Regions from separate parts of the Homo sapiens genome. Here region 1 is linked to region 2. A link is a loop called in an ENCODE intact Hi-C map of the cell type or tissue named here. Cell type or tissue: PC-9. All regions are shown on one strand. Links, peaks and the distances in the headings refer to the core of each region. The heading gives the core; the rest is flanking DNA. Region 1 overlaps LINC00578 (long intergenic non-protein coding RNA 578). Region 2 holds the start of LINC02015 (long intergenic non-protein coding RNA 2015).

Region 1 (11,055 bases), core at 3,749-8,748, 360 kb after region 2:
CTGAGTGGCTGGGATTACAGGCACACGCCACCACACCTGGCTAATTTTTGTTTTTTTTTTTTAGTCCAGATGGTGCTTCACCACATTGGTCAGGCTGGTCTCAAACTCCTGACCTCAATTGATCCGCCCACCTCAGCCTCCCAAAGTACTGGGATTATAGGTGTGAGCCACCACACCTGGCCTATTTTATGATTATTTTATATTTATGGCAAGAAATATTCCTTTTTCAACCCTTTATATTTGATGATATGAAGACTTTTTATTCATATTTATAAAATGTGTTAATTTAAAGATAATTAAATTTAAAGATAATTATCTCAATTTCCTGAAATGCCAATATACTGTGTAATTTCAATCAATTAATGACATAGGTGGGTTTCCCTGGAGGCAGGCACTGAGACAGAGCTGAGGGTCAGGAAGTTCATTAAGAATCAACACCCATGAAGGGAAGAAAGAGGAAGGAAGATGGCTGCAGTGCAAGCCGGACAAAATATCCGGTAGAATTTAGGGAGCACTGGAACAAGTATTACCCATCAAACTCAAAACTCTATTCCATCAAACTGTCCCACAGTGGGCCCCGTGGCCAGGCCTTTTCACCCATGGCTCATCTGGTCCACAGATGCTGGCTCCCTTAGGAAGGGCGATACCTCAGTCACAGCAACTCTCCTGCTGGGACAGAGCCTGAAGATGCTGACAGCTGGCAGTGGGGCTGCCTCCGCTCCCCGCAGCTGAACTCAAAGTCCTTCCTTGAAAGGCTATCTGGGCAGCATGTGTACATGTCCCCCACAGTTGATCAACCAAATGTCTTTTTTCAAATCATTCTTTGAATCTCAGTTTCCTCATCTGTAAGTGGGGTTGATCTGGATTTGTAGATCTCAATCGGTATTTCAAAAAAGATACACTTTGTCCTCCAGAAACACTGGATTATGGCTTCTCTTTCTACATATAATTTTTAACCTTTTAAAACTGTAACTGCCAGCTGCAGTGGCTCATGCCTGTAATCCCAGCACTTTGGGAGGCCAAGGCGGGCAAATCACGAGGTCAAGAGATCAAGAACATCCTGGCCAATATGGTGAAACCCCGTCTCTACTAAAAATACAAAAATTAGCCAGGCGTGGTGGTGCACGCCAATAGTCCCAGCTACTCTGGAGGCTGAGGCAGGAGAATTGCTTGAACCCAGGAGGCGGAGGTTGCAGTAAGCCAAGATCGTGCCACTGCACTCCAGCCTGGGTGACAGAGTGAGACTCCATCTCAAAAAAAAAAAAAACAAACTATAACATATCGGCCAGGCAATCCCAGCACTTTGGGAGACCAAGGCGGGTGTATCACTTGAGCCCAGGAGTTCAAGACCAGCCTAGCCAACATGGTGAAAACTCATCTCTACTAAAAATACAAAAATTAGCCAGGCGTGGTGACGCACACCTGTATGTCAGCTACTCAGGAGGCTGAGGCAGGAGAATCACTTGAACCCAGGAGGCTGGAGGCTGAGACAGGATAATCGCTTGAACCCAGGAGGCAGAGGTTGCAGTGAGCCAAGATCACACTACTACACTCCAGCCTGGGCAACAGAGCAAGACTCTGTCTCAAAATAAATAAATAAATACACGCTGTGCACATGTACCCTAGAACTTAAAGTATCATAATAATAAAAGAAAGAAGGAAAGAAAGAAAGAGAGAGAGAAAGAGAAAGAGAGAGAGAGAGGAAGAGAGGAAGGAAGGAAGGAAGGAAGGAAGGAAGGAAGGAAGGAAGGAAGGAAGGGAGAGAGAAAATTTTGGTTAAATAGGAAAAATAAATTCAAGAAATCTATTGCGCACAAAAAAAGAAAATAAATAAATAAATAAAACTATAACATATCAGTTATACATCAAATGTACTACATACCAAATTCTAAGACATTGGAGACAAGCAACACATTACTCTAGCACCTCATTAATCAACTGATAAAATAAGTGGGTGCTGTACAAATAACATGCAATTTTTAACCAGTTTGACAGGTTTCAAACCCAATTGAAAACTCCTGAAAACCATTCTCTCTCATCTACTGCTTTCATGCTGTGAATCTCGGAAAAAAGAACCATGATAGAGACTTTGAGTGCACAAAGCCACAGGCTCCCGCCATCTTAACGAGAAGACAAGGTATAAATGTTAAGAAAGATTAATAGCAGGAAAACAGAGCCAATGGAGGCGTGCTAATTATAACTCCCTTATGGCTTCAGAAAAGGGATGAAGGGTTTTACAGATGAGGAGCTTGAAACTGGAAAAAGCTGAGTAACCTGCCCAAAGTTAACATATGCTAAGTGTTAAAATTCAGATTCTATACCAGTTCTCTTGCTTGCCGGCACCCATACACTATACTACCCCCAGACTCCAACATGTCCACTGTCGGTTGCACAATGCCAGATGGTTTCAACTTTTAGACTCTCCAGATATTTATAAGTGATAGTTGTGTGGACTACACAGTTCAAGTGGCACAGTATTGATGCTCTGAGGAATTTTAAATTTTTTGTCTGAGTTTTTGGGGGTGATGGTGGTGATGTTCTTTTGTTGTTCTTAATGTCTGGGTTTAGGTGTGGGCCTCTGATTGTGGAGGAATCATATTTCTGCATAAAGTATATTCATTCAAAGGAACTCCTTTCTCTATCCAATTGCTTAATAATATGTCTTGAATAATAGCATTACCTCAGGACTGAAAATGACATCACCCCAGGCTTACCAGGCTCTTCTGAGTCAGGAATGAAGGTCTGAGAACTAGGAGTGAGGAGAACATGTTTCCACTAGAAAGCCACTGCAGTGGCTCTGCATTCAAACTAACTTGATCAGTGCCACACTTCTGTTTGCTACTACTGCGCTGAGAATTTCAAGGCAAAATCACAGTATGTTTATAGAGAGAAAAAAGAGGAAGGAAGGAAGGAAGGAAGGAAGGAAGGAAGGAAGGGAGGGAGGGAGGGAGGGAGGGGAAAGAAAGGGAGGGAGGAAAGGAAGGAGGGAGTGAAGGAGGGAGAGGAAAGGAAAGAAAGAAAAGGAAAGTGAGAGAAAAGATAAAGTCCTATTCAAGATTTCAGAGTGAAAGGGAAAATCCCTAGGATCACAGCCAGTTGTCATGGGAGAAATTTTTCTTCCTGATCTATTTTTGGCAGTCAGTTCAACTTCATGCATCATTGTTTTACTTATGGCATGTACAGTAGCCAGAGAGAAACCCATAATATCTTTTCTGTCTGGTGGAAATCTTATATTCCTATGCACAGTGACAAATGGCTTGATTACAACATTTTTTTTTCCTCCGGGCATCACAGTGTTTTAAATATCTCTAAATCTGTGGAACACATTTAAAAAGAATAGGGCTCTTACAACATACCAAACACAGTAACCATGGTACAAATTAGCGCAGAGCATCAAACAGTTGGGGAAGAATCATTTTTACAGAGGCTGTCAATGAATACAAAGCCGGGGAGTATGAGGAATGTGAACAAACAAAAGATATCCAGGCTGGAGAAGCATCCATTTTGAGGAATTCTTTTCCTCGAAGAAAGAATAAGAAGAATAATGTTCAAATATTTAAGTAACAGCAGAAAATTAGATTTAATCATGGGAAAAATAATTACAAATGGCTTAAGGCAGCTTAAGATTTTCACCACTTTATCCTTTATTTTCATCTTAACCTCCGGGAAAAGGCCATGTTTTGTGGCGGTAGCGTTTCAATCACACCCATTCACTGCTTCAGTTGTTTTTATCCTTTAGTGGAGATTTTTCAAAAACATGAACTCTTCACAGGAAAATATCTATCTGCGACATTAGAAACTGACTCACGTTTCCTAGTTTTCATGAAACAATGACATTTTTTTCCCTTTGATGCTCTCATCTAACTCCACAGGAAATTTTACTACCGAGCCGCTTTCATCTCTCCTGGTTTGAAGATAAATGATCCTTGGTCTCCTTTAGACCTGCATAAATCACAAAGCAATCTACTAAGAGATGCCTGTGGCAAGCAGCTTCAACTAGAATCAAAAGGACAGTCAGAAATATCCATACTGCTTACACAAGGAGTAACCGAGGCAGAGTAATCCAAACACTGCATCCCCTTTTCTTATACATACAAAGCCTGGCACACCGGGGCTGTTGAGAAACATGAATTAGCCCATCTCTGACATAAAGCCTCGGCAAAATAAGCGTCTGCTACACGTAACTCAAAGTTCTCTGCCCTTCCTCAGAAGAACGTGGCTTACTGGAAGCCAAATTCTTACAAGGAGTACATCAAAGAAGAAATCTATTTCCTTGGGTTTTTAAAATTATTATTTTGTTTCTCATTACACAGACAGCATTAACGGAACACCAAGGAAGAGAAAAAAGAGTTACCACCCATAATCCTGCCATCCGATGAATATTTCTTGTTTTGTTTTGTTTTGTTTTTGTTTTGTTTTGTTTTTTGAGATGGAGTTTTGCTCTGTCACCCAGGCTGGAATGCAATGGTGTGATCTTGGCTCACTGCAACCTCCGCCTCCCAGGTTCAAGCAATTCTCCTGCCTCAGCCTCCCGAGAAGCTGGGATTACAGGCACGCACCACCATTCCTGGCTAATTTTTGTATTTTTGGTAGAGATGGGGTTTCACCGTGTTGGCCAGGCTGGTCTCAAACTCCTGACCTCGGGTGATCCATCTGCCTCGGCCTCCCAAAGTGCTGGCATTACAGGCGTGAGCCACCATGCCTGACCCCAGTGAACATTTCTATTTGCCTGTAAGCATCCGTTGTTTTTCCAAAAATAAAATTGCACCAGGTGATTGTATCAATATGTATTTAACTTGCATCCTGTTGGGCCATGAGACTTTAAAAGATGGTACAGGCCAGGCGCAGTGGCTCACACCTGTAATCTCGGCACTTTGGGAGGCCAAGGCAGGAGGATCGCTTGAAACCAGGAGTTTGAGACCAAGCAACATAGCGAAACCCCATCTCTACAAAAAATACAAAAATTAGCCTGGCTTGGTGGCACATGTCTGTGGCCCCAGCTACATGGGAGGTTGAGACTGGACGATCATTTGAGCCCAGGAGGTCAGGGCTGCACTGAGCCATGATGGTGCCACTGCACTCCAACCTCAGTGACAGAGTGCAACCCTTACTTCAAAATAAATCAATAAATAGCCCAGGCTCTGCAGTCAAACTGGGTCTGAATACAAGTTCTGCCATTATTGGTCTAGGAAACTGAGGCTGGTTATTCTCTGTCTCTGGGCCTCCAATTTTATCTGTATATAAAAATGAGAATGATGCTAGCACTTCCTTCAAAGGGTTATTGTGAGAAGTAAATGAGACAGTGCATGAAAAATCCTTAGTGTCACACTTGGCCCATCATAACCACTCAATAGATGTTGACTGTTTTATTATTTATAATAAATTCATCTTTAGCTAATACCATTATGCAAGAAGATAAAAGGAAACCCTTCCATTTCCTGAACAGGGGTGAGACCTGACCTGCAATTTTGCTCATAGTTATGCAATTTCCCCACCCATCTCTTTTCTTTGCAGACACAGGGTTCATAGCCACAGCAGGTGACGGTGCAGGGCCCTGAGCTCTGATCTTGCGTAACAGAAATAGAGTCTGCTCTTGACCTGGTCACCCAGAACCACAGCATTGAGAAAGAAAACTTAGACATCCAGCTATGTCCAACTGCCACATTGAGTCAAAAGGAAACTGAGGCCTTGAGAAAGGAGATTTGCCTGAGGAAAGGGCTCAACCACAGTCTCCCAACCCATTTGCCTTTGTTCATTGCTTGGGTGCCACTGCAAGTCTGGCCCTGTTTACAGCACATTGCAGCTTTCTACAGGAATTCATCCCATTAACTTCACTTCTCAGCCCTGAAGCCTTCCTCGGTCTCCTTGCTCCTGTGCTTCTGTGGTGAGGTCACCTTTTCTGGAAATCCCTGTGATTTCTTTCCACAAGCCCTCAGCTATGCATGTGGCAATGAGGTCAGCTGAAACTAATGATGACGTGTTACGTAGAAATAAGTAAAATCTTAGATTGAGCTCAGACAAAACCACATTAAAATCTCAAATGTCATTTTCTTACACTTCAAAAATAAAATGTCAGGACCATAAGGCTCTTCTCTATTCTCTTCTCCTTTGTCTTTCAGTTGCTTTTTGTATCTGAGTGTATTTAATTGTGCATTTCTTTCCTCTGGCACTAGAAGGACCCAAATTTTTCTAATAGATCATTTCGCGGTAGTTACAATCTGACCTAAAACAGGAAATACTCAGTAGTTCACAGTAAGGAAATCTATTCTCAAGAAGAAACTCGTAACCTATCAAGGGGTTTTATTGAAGCATGAATAAGCATTTGAATTTCAGTTTATCTACAAATCTATCACTACTGTTAACCAAAACAAAACAAGTTTTCAGTAAAAATTGTCACCTGAAGTAATCTTTATAAAAGCTTGAAAAATGGACTGGCCTCAGCCCAGTTGACCAGCTTTACTCCATAGGTGTTTGTAGCTTTGCTTGTACACGTAGTGTGTTAAAGTAATACGCTTTAGGCTCTGTCCATTTTTGACAGAAGGACCCCAAACTATGTGAATATAAATTTTTTTAGTAGTTTAAAGAAAACTAGCTTCAGAAGTTCTCAATATCCTGCATCCACTAACTCAAATTATCTTAGTTGGGTGTTGCCAAGTAGAAAGAAATGAATAAAAATGATGCACAATTAACCCAGCTTTACTATAAAAATGCCTCAAAAACGGCACAGTTCTCTTGAATAGTTCTCTTGAAGAGGCTCACGGTACACTACAGCTCAATCTGAAGCGCATTTCCACAAGTATCAAATTAGTGTTCATTAAGGTAATAAGATGTTTACTGGGTTGACTTTTGTTCTTTTTATAACAGTGTTGGGTTTGTAGGAAAATCTTATTTCTCATACTCACTCTTAGGAAGACTCATTCCTTTTTTTCCTCTCCACGTGCCCCATATTTTTTATTATGCAGACTCATCTACCTATTACCATTCTCAACTCATAGCCAGGGGAAAGAAGCTCTGCCCTGCACATTATACATAAAATCAATACATATTTACCACACAACCACTGTGTACCCAATAGAATACAAGTTGCTATGAAAATGGAAAATACCTGTACTTGACTCTGGGACTTACCATCTACATATTTCCTTGTGACCCAGGTGAGTACAGCCCGAGTGATGAGCTCAGTGCAAAGCAGGGGAGGAGGCCTGCCTAAGAACAACAGTGGGCTCTTTGCCAGGCTTTTCTGCCTTTCCGGGAGCTGGAGCAGGTCAGGGCAGGTCCTCACTTTGAGGAGCCAGATTCCAAGTCTTTTACATGAGCACCTCCTGATAGTGGCTACCGTTCACTGCCCTCTTGCTTTGGGCCAAGCTGAGACATTCAATTTTTGCCACAATCTTATCATGTAGGTATTATGATTCCCATTTTACAGATGTGGAAACTGTAGCACAGATGGGTTACATTGTTAAAGGTTAAATAGCTTTAAAAAGTGGCAAACTCAGAATCTGAACTCAGGACTGACTCCAATACCAAACTTCTCAATCAGATTCTAGTCACCTGCTTTGCCGGTGTCCTTACTTGAACATCCAACCTCATCCAGGCCTGCAAAATCCTTCCCATCCATTAACAACAGACTTAATATAAAGAAACAGAAAGCAAAAGCTTTAAGCCAGAATGTAAACCTTAGTTATAGCCATCAACAACTTCTCTTTTACTATTATTATTGCACTAAGCTATACAACATGAAATGTTGTTGCCCAGAGTTGTACTAAAGATATATTGACTAAATATAAAACTAGCCCATTAACTTTTAAGAATTTTCTTCTCCAAATTCTGTACAGAATGTGCAAATTAATTAAGCCCTAGTGCTATAAACTTGAGAAAATCAGTCTTAACCAGCTGAGGAGCCACTATGTCATCTGGTAGTCAGAAATGACCAAATAATTAAGCATATTTCTGATATAAAAAAAGCACAGAAACATTTTATTATAAAATAACAGTACTTTTATCCAAATGACCGAATAAAGGTTGCTGCCTGATTCTCAATATTTTTAAACTGTGTATTAGGTCTGGAATTGATATTAGGTTTCCCAAGTCCGTCAGTTCCTCCACTACTGACTTAGCTGGTGATCTAATGTCAGGGAAAACACTTGTTTGTCTGATTTTTAAATGGATTATTCCTAGAAGATAATAATAATAGCAATAATGCTATTGCTATTATTTGGTCACAAAGAGGATGATTTTGTTGTCCAACAAACCTAGGTTTATACGTGAGCTGTATGATGTAGTAGCAAATGTTTTAACTTCTCCAAACCTCACCTGTAAAATGGGGGTAATAAGGACTCTTCAGAGAGTCTTTGCAAAACCCATTTAGGGTAGTGCACATGGTACATCATCCAGCCCACAGTGAAGGCTATTCAATAAAGGGTAGCTAATATTATACAGTGTTTATGGAAAAGAGAAAAAACGGTAGTAGGGGTTTTAAAGTTCGGGTTCCTTAGAAGGACAATGATTGACTTGGGATTCTCATCTTTGATTTTTTTTTCAGAGGCACTCGCATTCAGTATTTCATCCATCATAACCCCATGCCCGTGTTGTAGGCCATTCACACATATGGTTCCGGCTCTGGTACGCCAATGGGGATGGATGGCTCAATAGGAATTGCCGTGTTTTTATGTTTTAAGTGCTATTTATCCCTGAGGCTTTCAGCATGTCGCTCTATTTCAAAAACAAGTGGTTCACGTGTCTTGAAAACGATGTGCTGAGGATCACTGTCAGAGATTCCGTTTATTCACAAAAAGGTCATTAACTTGGAGAGAACCTTATTTTTACTCCAGGCTGGTGTGAATAAAGTCTGGCTGCTTAATGGTGCTTACTGCCAAGCTGTCCTGAGGTCAGCGATCCTTTCACAGTTCATTCATGAGACTGACGGACATTATTGTGATATGTTGCATAAGAAAACCCTCTCAGTTCCCTAAATACATTATATTAATGTAGTGCCATAGGACATGGAAACCGAAACACTGAGGAAAAAAAATGTTTTGTTATTCCTTCAGGAAAGACTTGTGAGTTGGCTTTTTGGTCTCTCGATTGCTATTATCAAGGCCCCTTCCTGCTTTACAGTCCAGAGTCTGCCCAAGCTAATTGCTGCACTGAATAACAACTCACTGAGGAACTCGCCAGCCTGGGCAATAAGGAGTCGTGGCTTCTCTACCCTGGGCTGTGCCACTGCTCATTGTGTGACCTATACAAGCTACCTAAGCACTCTCAGACTCTATTTTCCTATCCAAAAAACAACAACAATGTCATCTTTAAGATACTATACCCCAGCTCTACAGCCCTATAATTCTCCTTCTATCCTTTTCATAAATACCTCTTTGTTATGTATTTTGTTTCTCTAGTGATGACTAGTATAGAATAAATAATTGCTACCTAGAAGATGTAATTAAGTTTATATATTATTTTCTACAACTAATATGCAATGGATTTTAATTTTATTCATAATTACTAACTTCAGGCTTAAAAAAATCTGTGTACTAAGTGGGAATATTGCACCATTTTTATAGCCTCTTCTTCTCATGTCAATAAAATAACATAATAAAACCCCACCCACACAGATGATAAGCCTCCCTCTATCACCAGGAAGCATAATTAGCAAATTAAAGCATTGGACTCACATTTATACTTATAATCCCAAGGTTTTGTTTTATTCAAGTAAAGCCTGTGGCCTAAATCACTGTGATTATAATATGGTACTAAGTAAATAAAAGTCTGTCTGCCTTTCACAATTATGTTTTAATTTCCCATTTTACATTTTCCAACATGCAAACTAGGTTTTGTTTACATTTTGATCTGATTTACTAAAGAACTTTCTCCCATAGAATCTTCTGAAAATAGAAGTGCAAGCATACATATAACACATGGATTTTTGCCCCCTATAAACATTAGCTTGTGTCTAGTCTTTGCTGGTAGCACACACATAGAAATACCAGTGTAGCCAGGCACAGTGGTTCACGCCCATAATCCCATCACTTTGGGAGGCTGAGGTAGGCGGGTCACGAGGTCAGGAGATGGAGACCATCCTGGCCAACATGGTGAAACCCCGTCTCTACCAAAAATACAAAAATTAGCTGGGTGTGGTGGCAGGTGCCGGTAATCCCAGCTACTCAGGAGGCTGAGGCAGGAGAATCACTTGAACCCGGGAGGCAGAGGTTGCAGTGAGCCGAGATCACGCCACTGCACTCCAGCCTGGCGACAGAGCGAGACTCCATCTAAATAAAAAAAAGAAAGAAAGAAATACCAGTGTTTTCAATTGGGAGAATTTTTAAACTTTGTCTACTATCTTCAGAAAACATTCTTTGAAAGAAAGGTTATTGTGTTTAGTCTGGTTTCTATACATGTCTCTGGAACAGCAGGATATAAGAACCCATTTTGGCAGCAGATCTCCAGAAAACACTGGCAATTCTGCAATGAGGGGAGGTACAACTTCCTAATGAAAGTGTTTCCTCAAATCTAAAGGTCATCTGAACACTTTCATACATACACAATACAATGTATGTATTGCGGTTGAATAGACACAACAAAGGAGGCAGACTGAAGTTCAAATCCTACCTCTGCCACTTACTAGTTGTGTGACATTCAGCAAATCACTTATCTAATCTTTCCAAGTCTCCATTTTTTTTTCTTTTTTTTTTGAGACAGAGTCTTGCTGTGTCTCCCAGGCTAGAGTGCAATGGCACGATCTCAACTCACTGCAACCTCCGCCTCCCAGGTTCAAGTGATTCTCCTGTTTCAGCCTCCTGAGTAGCTGGGACTACAGGTGTGTGCCACCACGCCTGGCTAATTTTTGTATTTTTGGTAGAGATGGGGCTTCACCATGTTAGTCAGGCTGGTCTCAAACTCCTGACCTCAGGTGATCCGCCTGCCTCGGCCTCCCAAAGTGCTGGGATTACAGGTGTGAGCCACCGGGCCCTGCCACAAGTCTCCATTTCTTCATTTGTAATATGAGTGAAATATTGCCTACTTCATAAGATTCATACAAAAATTAAATAAGATAATGTA
Region 2 (11,055 bases), core at 4,116-9,115:
ATTTCCTCTCTTGGATCAAGACGAAGTCACATAGCAGCTTACCCTTCCGTGCCAAAGTGCTCTCTTTTCCTACAATTTTCTTCCCGGCTGTTAAATGTGTTCTTTGGAGTGACAATATTTGATGATTGGCCAACACCTTAACACATCCTGTGGGGAACATGTCTAAGTACCTTTCTTCAGAATGTGCAATGCAATTGTCACAGGTTACCCTCAGTTTTGGACGTTAGCCCAAATTCCAAAGCAATGAGAAAGTTCCCAGTCTGTATCCAATCAAGGCAAAGACTCCCAGCTTCTCTGGGGAACTTATTTTGGGCTCTGGCATTTTCTGTTTTGTCTTTTCCCCCGTCAAAACACTCCTCCAATTTCCCCACATGAGTTGAAGTAGTCTTGGCAATCAATCCTAATTTGAAAGTTTTAACTGGAATAATATGTAATCTTTCTTAAATATTATACTCTAGGCTTCTTCTACATTTTAAGGAAAATCTTGTAGACGTGCCCAACACATTCTATTAAGATATAGATATACATAAGTTAGTGCATATCACGTATTCCTTGTATGGGAATTTAAACCTCTTTTTTAGTCAATTTAATGTCCACAAGCAGTTCACCATTTAATCTTATGGCTTATTTTGTATAAAGAAAGTCTTCTTCATTAAATGAAGAACCGCTTTCTAATTCTCAATTTTAACAACATAATCACAGATTTCCTTGCACCAAATTTATTTAAAGAAAAACACACCTGAGTTTTCAGTTTATACCCACATTAGTATTTTATTAATAGTTTGAATGTTAAGTGGCAACCACATTCCAAAAACCCTGAAAAATTCATAATTTCTTTATGGTTTTTAAGAGCTTTGCTTCTTGCCATGATACTTTCAATAGATTTATAAGTGTAAGCAATTCATTTTTTTTTAAAGAAAGTAATGGATATTTATTGATTTCTTAATATGCACTAGGCACCCTATTATAATGTACTCTTTTGTACTAAATCTACAAAAATGAATAAAACATGTCCTTCCCTTGTGTAACTCAAGAGTCTGGGTGATGAGACAGACTCCTACACAGAAAATACAACACAATATCAGGGGTTATAAGACAGTATTTTGTGCAGGATTCTGTGGGGGTAGAAGGAAGGGGCCCTTAACTCCTAAGGAGATTAGGGAAAAGCTTCCTGGGGAAGATGATGCCTGGAACTAGAACTAGAGGGAATCATAGCAGGTTTTTCAAGTTAAAAAAAAAAAAGTTTGCAAAACATTCAAGGCAGTGGGTACTGCATGATTAAATATTCAAAGGCATGAAACAGTCTAAAAGTTTTAGAGCTAAGTAGGTTAAAATGAGGCCGGAGAACAGAGAGAAACCAGGTGATGGAGACCCTGAATGTTACACCTAGGAGCATGAACGTGACTCAACAGGTGTTGCAGGCTGTGAAAGTGGTTCAAGCTTCTAACGCCATAGTTGCCCATTAGTTTCTCTTCTGGTCTAATTTTGCAATTATTTACATAGAAGATCTTTAATATAAACCTTTGTTGAGTTCAAGGCCACATATAAAAATCAGAGAGAATGATAGCGTCAGTGAAACAAGCAATATATAAAAGAAGCAGGAACACTCTCTAGCTTCCTTCATGAGTAAGAATAATTGCCTTAACTGTTTTTGGCACTAAGTCCGTTTTCATATGGCATTCTATTTTCTAGAGTGACTTTGTGACATAGATTAGGCAGATATCATTTTTTCCACTACAGTTGAGAAAGTTGCCACCAAGAGAGAGAAAGTCAGAACAGTAGTAAATGGCAGAAGAAGAAGATGGAACCAGGTCTTTAAGCTGCAGATGCTTTGCTCTTCTCTTTCACTAGGAAATGGAATCTATGTTAATGAAATTCCTTGCCAAATTTAAGAGGTAATTGTTGATAACGAATGCCATAGGTAACATTACCCTGACACACACGTTTTGTAAATTTGTCTAAACTAAGTTTGCTATGTATATGATACTATTAATAATGATTAAAAACTAATAATTTATTGAGCACCAGAAAGTGACTATTTTTCTTCCTTTGTTAGTGTTTTCTTCTACAAATTTTCTTCTAAGAATGGTTTTAGCTACATCTCACAAATATTGATATTTTGTGCTTTTATTATCATTTAGTTCAAAATATTTTCTGACTTCTCTTATAAGTACTTCTTTGATCTATGGGTTATTTGGAAGTGTGTTGTTAATTTCCAAATATATGAAAGTTTCCTTGAGATCATTTTGTTATTGATTCCTAATTCAGTTATACTGCGGTCAGGGAACATACTCTGTAAGATTTTAGTCTTTTCAAATTGATTGAGATTCCTATTAAGGTCCGGAATATGATCTAGGTGAATAGTCCATGAGTACTGGAAGGAATGTGCACTCTGCAATTATCAGGTACAGTGTTCTGTCAATAGTGATTAGGTTCAGGCAGTTGGTGATGTTCAGATATTCTGTATATATAGTCTTCCTCAATTTTTTGTCTGCTTATTCTGTCAATGAGCAGACAAAATTACTGAGAGATTTCTAGAACATCTAACTGAAATTCTAGATTTATATGTATTTTCCTAAAGTTATGCCAGATTTTTACTTCAGGAATTATGAAGTTCTTTTATTTGATGCCTACACATTTAAGAGTTTTATGCCTTACTGATAAATTGGGCCTTTTATTATTCTGAAAGTATCCTCTTTACCTCTGGTAATGATCTTGGTCTGACAATCCACTTTGTCTGATATTAATATAGCCAGGCCAGCTTTCTTATGTTTACTTTTGGCATGGGTTATCTTTTGCCATACTTTTAGTTTTAGTCCATGCTATTGCCCTTACTTGCAGCACCCACTGGGGATGTAGAGAGTTGGAAAGAGTGCTGCTCCATCTTTAATGCAGAAACAACAGCAACGAAGGACATATGTATCATTTCCAATGCTATTTACTCCATTCCACCGTCCTAATTTCATTTTCTTCAGGTGGAAGAACTTCCCTGAGTACTTCTTACAGCTTAATTCTGCTGGTGACAAATTCTCTCACCTTTTGCTTTGTGAAAATGTCCGGTAATGCGGGTCCACTAAAGATGAATTCTGAATTCTCTCAACTTCTGCTTATGTGAAAATGTCTCCACGGCACCTTTAGATTTTATTTTTATTTTTTAATGACAATAAGGAAATAATACATGTGTCAGGTAATGGATGTGCTAAATACCCTGATTTGATTTTACACAATGTACACATGTATCAAAGAGTCACACTGTACCCCATAAATATGTACAATTTCACCTTTATTTTTGAAGGATATTATATTAGTTTCCCATTGCTACCATAAAAAATGACCACAAATTTAACGCCTCAAAACAGCAAAAATTTATTATTGTACAGTTCAGAAATCCAACCTGGGTCTCACTGGGCTAAAATCAATGCGTCAGCAGAGCTGTGTTCTTTCTGGGAGCTCTAGGACAGAATCCATTTCCTTGTCTTTTCAAGCTTCTAGAGGCCACCTGCATTCCTTGGCTCATGGCCATCCTCAAAGCCAACAATGTCACATCTCTCTGACCTTTCTTACATAGTCACGTCTCCCTCTGGCCACAGCTGGGAAAGATTCTCTTCTTTTAAATACCCATGTGATTGTACTTGGCCCACCAAGATAATTCAGAATAAATATATCCATCCCAAAGTCTGCAACCTTAATCACATCTGCAAAAGTCCCCTTTGTCATGTAAGGTAACATATTCACAGGTTCTGGGGATGAGACTATGGTGGACATTTTGAGGGGAGGGGAGGGGGCCATTATTCTGCCTATCACAATATTTAATCAGAGTATAAAATTTAAAGTCACAGATTTTTCCCCTCCTTTCAACACTTTTAAAGTGTTATTTCATTGTATTTAAGTCCCCACTGTCTGAGAAAGCAGCTATCTTTTGTAACACTGCTCTTTCGTACTAATAATTACTTTTCTCTTTAACTTTGGTTTCCAGGAGCTTGAATATGTTATGCCTAGGTGTGGTTTTACTTGTAGCTATCCTTGTGTTCAGCCTCTTGGATTTGTAAGTTGATATGTCCTTTGAAATGTAGGTATTTTTTGGTTTCTACTTCTCAGATACATTTTCTACTCAGTTCTCGTTTGCCCCTTTCTCTGGGATTTCAAATCCACATATCTTGCACCAGTCAATATTGAGACCAGTCACTGAGACCACCACTCTACCTGGCTCCTCCTCCCTGCCCAGTGGCAAGGTGCCCCCAAGGGAGAAAGCAGAGCCCATCGTGGCACTAACTTCTCAGGCTCTCAGTACTACATTGACTGTTTTCCAATGCCTGGAAAAAGTTACCTCATGCATTTTGCTCAGTTTTATAGTTGGTTTTTGGCAGGAGATATGGATTGGTACCAGTTATTCTGTCATGGATGAAAACAGAAGTTGCCAAGAGTAGTTTTTAAAGAACAGTTTATAAGCTGGTCTTACGGTCAGAATAGGAAATCAACTTTTCTCTGACGTTCTTACCGGCGGTTCAAGTCACCCAAGCCATCTTTCCATTTCATAAAATTGACAGGCAATGTCATAGATAAGTGTAGGTTAAGGATTGTTCTAAACATAGTAATTTCATGGCAATAATAGATGAAAGTTTTGCAGATTTGCATACAACTCCAATATCAAAATTTTTTATCTTCTTTTTATTCCAAGGCAAAAGATATTTTTACAAAAATCTCTCATAAACAAATTTAGAGACAACCACAATATTGACACATCTCATCTATAATTTTGTTCCACCAACCGAGCAAAGTATCTGTACTTCTTACTGTAACCAAAAAGACAAATAGATAAAATTCAGTGCTCACATTTCAGATAGCTTACAGATGCAGTAAAAAAAAAAATTACAGAAAGAAATCAACAATATAAAGTGAATTTATCCAATTTACCAAACACCATTACCCTTTCCAGCTACTGTGACCTCTGACTCAACATGCAATTGTTAGGCATCTATTTTTCACAAACCACAATGCTAGGGGCTGTACCTTGTATGTGACTGGATTCTGCCATAGCCAGAGAACAGTCTTTAAAAACAAATCTTAGTTTGGACACTGGTTTCACTGTAACCTAGGAATTTAACCTCCTTGGGCTTTCACTTTTAGCTCTCGTAATATCAGCCTAAACATAACTACCCTGTATGGTTGTGTAAAGTTAAATGCAATAACTTCACACCAGCACCCCCTTTCTACCCACAATCCCCTAGAAGTTATGATTAGGATAATTATCTTCAGTCTGTTACCTATTGAGTTCTAGCATTCCTCTTAAGTGGCTCTTGGGATGGCAGAAGATATAGACACTGTTTAAACCTTTTATCTCTTTATTGTATTCTGGGTTGACACAAATTTTTTAAAAATAGATTCCAGCCTTTTATTTATGTATTTATTTATTGGAAAAGACATTTAAGCTAAGTGCAGTGGAGCACACTTGTAGTCCCAGCTACTCAGGTAAGTGAGGCAGAAGGATCACTTGAGCCCAGGAGTTAGTTGAAAGGTAGCCTGGGCAACATAGTGAGATGCCATCTCAAAAAAGAAAAGGAAAGAAAGGAAATTTCCTACTTTTCTCACTATTATTCATGTCTCTCTAGAAGCAAATACTTGTAGAAAAGTTAGAGATAAGGGATAATAATCTTCTTCCTCTTCGCCTCCGTTTCAGTCTCTCTCACCTCTTTTCTTCATGGATGAGTGAGCTCACAATTCTCCCTTCAACATAGATACTTTACAGGAGCAAAATGAGGAAGTAAAAATTACTACAAGAAGAAAGTACGAGATCAGGCCATATTATCCAGCATTAACAAAAAAGTTTAACACATTTCTATGGCCTGTGATATCTTTAAATATGTCCATAGACATCATTTTGGGTGAACTCTACAGCCAATTTGACTATGAAAAAATGAAGAAAGAATGATTATCTCCATTAAACAAATAGGGAAGCTGAGGTTTCATGGGACCTAAAGAAAAGAGAAAATAGAGGAGAGAAGGCATCTTGCTTTCTAGCAATTGACATCCTGTTTTTGGCCTATCCACCAAAATATATGCCAATCAATTGAAGCATTATTAATGCATTACCAACATCAGGAAAATGCTAGAAATATGTATGTCGGATGAGTGTTTCTCGTTGGATTTTAAATATTTATCATTAGACTGCAGTATATATAGGTTCTTCGTTTCATCTCTCCAGAATGAGAATTATTCACAATAAACTTAAGCTTTAAATTCTTATTTAAACAATTGAGTACCCCCCCAACAGTATTTGTTGACACTTCTCTTGAGCTATTTTCTTTCTACTTCTCCGTGTAACTCATAGCCTATTAAGAAAAATAAATTTGAGCCAAAATCCTCAATTTAACAAAACAGGGAAAGAATTAAAATTATATCGTTCAAAACAACAATGATCAAGCAACAAAGAACCCTCAGTCAGAGTTCAGAGGATGTTTATGCACTAAGAGGAAACGCTGTCTTTGGCATGAAGAGGGGTTATTGAAATGATCTAATTTCAGACAAGGTACATAACTGAAGTTGTAGTCCAAGTTTATTGTAGTTCAGTATCTTTTTAATTAGGTAATTTTAAGTTTATAGTTTTGAATCATCAGGGAAAAAAATTGCAACATAGTCTGTTTAGAGTCAAGGCATGCTGCTGACACATTCAAAAAGTCCCGAACCTTCATAAATAAACACTGCCAATGTTTATTTCAAAACATCTGAGAACAAGGAAAGAAGAGATTCTCTGAATGCTTCAGATTGGAACTGTTTGTGCTGAGTCATCTTTATCTGTAGATCCCTTCTGAGATACAGTGGAGTGTGTTCAGTACCTACCAAATGCACAGATACGAATAATTATGGAAGGAGAATCTCATTACAAAACTTTTTTTCTACCTAAAACACTGCCAAAAAAATCTGGAAAAATAATTTTCTCTATAACTAGGTAAAATGGTTTTTATTTTCAGGGCTCTTAGAAATAACTTTTTCGAAGAGAAAACTTATATAAATTGAATCTGGAATCTTGTTTCTTCATTTCTCTTACATTTGGTGGGGAGGTTTTTGTTTGTTTGTTTTTTGTTTGTTTGTTTTAGACTTACCATGACTTTATAAATTGAGTCTATAAGGCTAGCTTCTGAGGTTATTTCTCTCTACCTCGTAGAAACTGATTCAGTGGTTTTCACCAAGTAAATGGTGGGGATATTTTGACTTCACTGGCCAAACCACTGGACAATACCTTAGCCTTGCTAAAGGGAAAATAGCAAACAATTTTCTGTTAGTATGTGTTATTCCACAGGAAAAGATTATGAAAGCTGTAACTTTTGTCATTCTATAGCTAGTGTACAGTCTCACAAATATTATTAGTATTACCTCTCAGAGTTTAATTAAATATTATGTTCATGTCCAGGAATAAACAGAAAATAACATTGTACACATCCTGAAATTTTCCTTTTAATAAGCTGTCCAAAGGTATATGCATTGTTCTCAGAGGTCGGGACTTGAAAGCAGCTTATGTGATTTTCTCTCATTTCCTTCATGCAATTCAGCATTCCAGAAACATTTATTATCAATTAGTATTGAGAGGTGACAGCGTGCTGTCAGCCCTCGCAGCCCTCGCTCGCTCTGGGCACCTCCTCGGCCTTGGCGCCCACTCTGGTCGCACTTGAGGAGCCCTTCAGCCTGCCGCTGCACTGTGGGAGCCCCTTTCTGGACTGGCCAAGGCCTGAGCCGGCTCCCTCAGCTTGCCGGGAGGTGTGGAGGGAGAGGCGTGGGTGGGAACCAGGCTGCCCAGGGCACTTGCGGGCCAGCCGAGTTCCGGGTGGGCATGGGCTCCGCGGGCCCCACACTCAGAGTGGCCGGCCAATCCCGCTGGCCCCGGGCAGTGAGGGGCTTAGCACCTGGGCCAGCAGCTGCTGTGCTCGATTTCTCACCGGGCCTTAGCCGCCTCCCCACAAGCAGGGCTAGGGACCCGCAGCCTGCCATGCCTGAGTCTCTCCCTCCTCCCCCCGCCCCCGCCCCCACCCCCGTGCCCAGAGGAGCACCGCCCCCTGCTCCACGGTGCCGGGTCCCATCGACCGCCCAAGGGCTGAGGAGTGCGGGTGCATGGCTGGCAGGCAGCTCCACCTGCAGCCCCGGTGCAAGATCCACTGGGTGAGGCCAGCTGGGCTCCTGAGTCTAGTGGGGACTTGGAGAACCTTTGTGTCTAGCTAAGGGATTGTGAGTGCACCAATCAGCACTCTGCCTAGCTCAAGGTTTGTCACACCAATCAGCACCCTGTGTCTAGCTCAGGGTTTGTGGATGCACCAGTTGGCACTCTATCTAGCTAATCTGGTGGGCACTTGGAGAATCTTTATGTCTAGCTAAGGGATTGTGAATGCACCAGTTGGCACTCTGTGTCTAGCTCAAGGTTTGTAAATGCACCAATCAGTGCTCTGTGTCTAGCTAATCTGGTGGGGACTTGGAGAATCTTTGTGTCTAGCTAAGGGATTGTGAATGCACCAATTGGCACTCTGTATCTAGCTCAAGGTTTGTAAATGCACCAATCAGCACTCTGTCTAGCTTAGGGTTTGTAAATACGCCAATCGGCACTCTGTATCTAGCTCATCTAGTGGGGAGGTGGAGAACTTTTGTGTCTAGCTCATGGATTGTAAACACACCAATCAGCACCCTGTCAAAATGGACCAATCAGCTCTCTGTAAAACAGACCAATTGGCTCTCTGTAAAATGGACCAATCAGCAGTATGTGGGTGAGGCCGGATAAGAGAATAAAAGCAGGCTGCCTGAGCCAGCAGTGGCAACCCTAGGGCCCTGTCCCATTCCAGACTGTGGAAGCTTTGTTATTCGTTCTTTGCAATAAATCTTGCTACTGCTCAGTCGTTGGGTCCACACTGCCTTTACAAGCTGTAACACTCACCATGAAGGTCTGCAGCTTCACTCCTGAAGCCAGCGAGACCACGAACCCACTGGGAGGAATGAACAACTCCAGACGCGCCACATTAAGAGCTGTAACACTCACCGCGAAGGTCTGCAGCTTCACTCCTGAGCCAGCGAGACCATGAACCCACCAGAAGAAACAAACTCCGGACACATCCGAACATCAGAAGGAATAAACTCCAGACACACCGCCTTTAAGAACTGTAACACTCACCGCGAGGGTTCGCGACTTCATTCTTGAAGTCAGTGAGACCAAGAACCCACCAATTCTGGACTCAGTATGTTATAGACCCCATACCAGGCCCCGGGAGTGGAGAATGGGCTATGATCACTGCCAGCAAGATTGCCATTATCTAGCAGATAGAAACAGGTTTGTAAAGAAAAAGTTAAGTATGTGTGATAAATCCATAAGATACAATGAGGATTCAAAGGAAAGACATTTTTGGAATGTGCTAGTAGAATCGTTGACTCTTAAGTAGAGTAGGCTGGATTTTTTCTTGATTCTTCAAATAAATGTATTCTTCTATGACATTCTCAAAAAGACTAAGTTGAAAATAATTTTAAAATATGAAACTGGAACAAATATTAAAATTTTAGTGTTAACTCATACTCTAAAAGCAGATCATTTGTTAACTCTATTTTATGCAAAATAACACACCTCTTAGAAGAGATACATTTATAAAGTGTCTTTCATTTTTATAGCACAGCGTGTTCCATTTAGGGCCAGTCTCGCAAGTTAGAGTTGGGAAATTTTCCCATAAGAATGACACATAGCTATGTCAAGGAGTTTGAAGACAAGCGTGTTTGCAATAGCACCCACGTAGAGAGAACAGAGTGATCAAAAATCAAAGGATCAAAAAAAGAACGCTCAGTTCAAATAACTGCAAATTAAATCTTCCTTTTTGCCAGTTAAGGTTCTTCACACCAGATTCTACCTTTTTGTGAATAGATTTCGCTTGTGTTTTCATTTTCTTATGTTATCACAATTCATGGCTGAAGGAAAATTCACGGCATGGCATCCCTCTTCAGATGTTGATAAAAAAAATCTGCAGACTTGAAACTTTTTTTTCTGTCTAAACAGAATTCTTTTTTCCCTTTGAGTCCTTTCATGCTCAGCTCCTTATCTGAGTTCAGTAGCAGGCATATTTCCTTAAGGGCATCAAAATGTACACTTTTCTCACTAATTAGGCATTTTAATAGCTAAAGCTAAGAAAAAAAACACTGAGAATACCAAGTGTTGGTGAGAACAGGAGCACCTGGAACTTTTTTCTGTTGCTGTTGGGAATATGTAACAATCCAACCACTTTGGAAGATTATTTGGCAGTCTCCTGAAGAATTAAACACACCCCATGGCTCACCAACTCCACTCTTTGATATGCAACTAAGAGAAATACATGCATGTGTCTATCTTAAAAATAAACAAAATGAAAATTTATGTTAAGAATATTTATAGAAGCTTTTTTATAGCCATAAACTAGAAAAAAAATTGAAAGTTTTTCTAGTCTTCACCAGAGTGAAGGGCTGCTGACAGTTCTCTAGTTCATCAATCGGAGAATGGATAAATACCATGTATATCTACACAATGAAATACTTTCAGCAATTTAGAAAGGGCAAATTACTAATACATCAATGTAGATGAACCTCAAAAATTCTGTGTTAAATAAAAGAAGGCAGAAAAAATACATACTGTATTATGTAATTATTTAGCTGAAGAATAAACAAAACTAATCTATGGAGATAGAAGTCAGAACAATGGTTTCCTCTGAGGTGGAATATTGCCTGGGAAGGGGCATGGTGAAGCTTTCTAAGTTGATGGAAATTATCTTAATCTTTATCTAGGAGTAATTACAAGAGGATGTAGATATGTTTGAAGTCAATCAGCTTATAAGTTAAGATTTGGGCATTTTACTGTAGTAAGTTATACTTCAAGAAAGGAGACTGCAAAATTCCTAAATATTTTTAAAGAGTCTAACTTTTATATTGGAGAACAGCAAAAAACATAAAGAAAATATGTGACTGAAGTTTTAATCAAAGAACGTAAAACTTCTCCATGTCTGGCAAATCCAATGAGTCAAGTAAAAAGGCCCAACTATGATTACTTCCTGCTTAAAAATGAATGGT

Evidence for each region. A loop is a pair of places that touch in the nucleus more often than their neighbours do. Peaks named below come from ENCODE experiments on the same cell type or tissue, not always from the same donor. Only the 100,000 strongest peaks of a DNase experiment are listed, where the experiment ranks them.
Region 1: it touches region 2 in a loop (9-fold over the local background); 2 of 110 quality-filtered maps call a loop at or near these places.

The regions. Positions count from the first base shown.
Region 1 is chr3:177,444,335-177,455,389 of GRCh38, reverse strand. All of the region lies in intron 1 of LINC00578 (long intergenic non-protein coding RNA 578), which reads right to left. Among named protein-coding and RNA genes, the nearest start is that of LINC00578, 7.9 kb to the right of the region's middle. RefSeq lists a silencer at 2,723-2,923. In PC-9, for the core only: no CTCF peak of the experiment used is centred there; DNase peaks (open chromatin) are centred at 5,679 and 7,199; H3K4me3 peaks cover 1,609 bases; H3K27ac peaks cover 3,354 bases.
Region 2 is chr3:177,805,984-177,817,038 of GRCh38, reverse strand. LINC02015 (long intergenic non-protein coding RNA 2015) reads right to left here and starts at 174. Exons shown (of 3, transcript NR_110826.1): 1 at 43-174. In PC-9, for the core only: no CTCF peak of the experiment used is centred there; a DNase peak (open chromatin) is centred at 6,698; H3K4me3 peaks cover 616 bases; H3K27ac peaks cover 2,322 bases.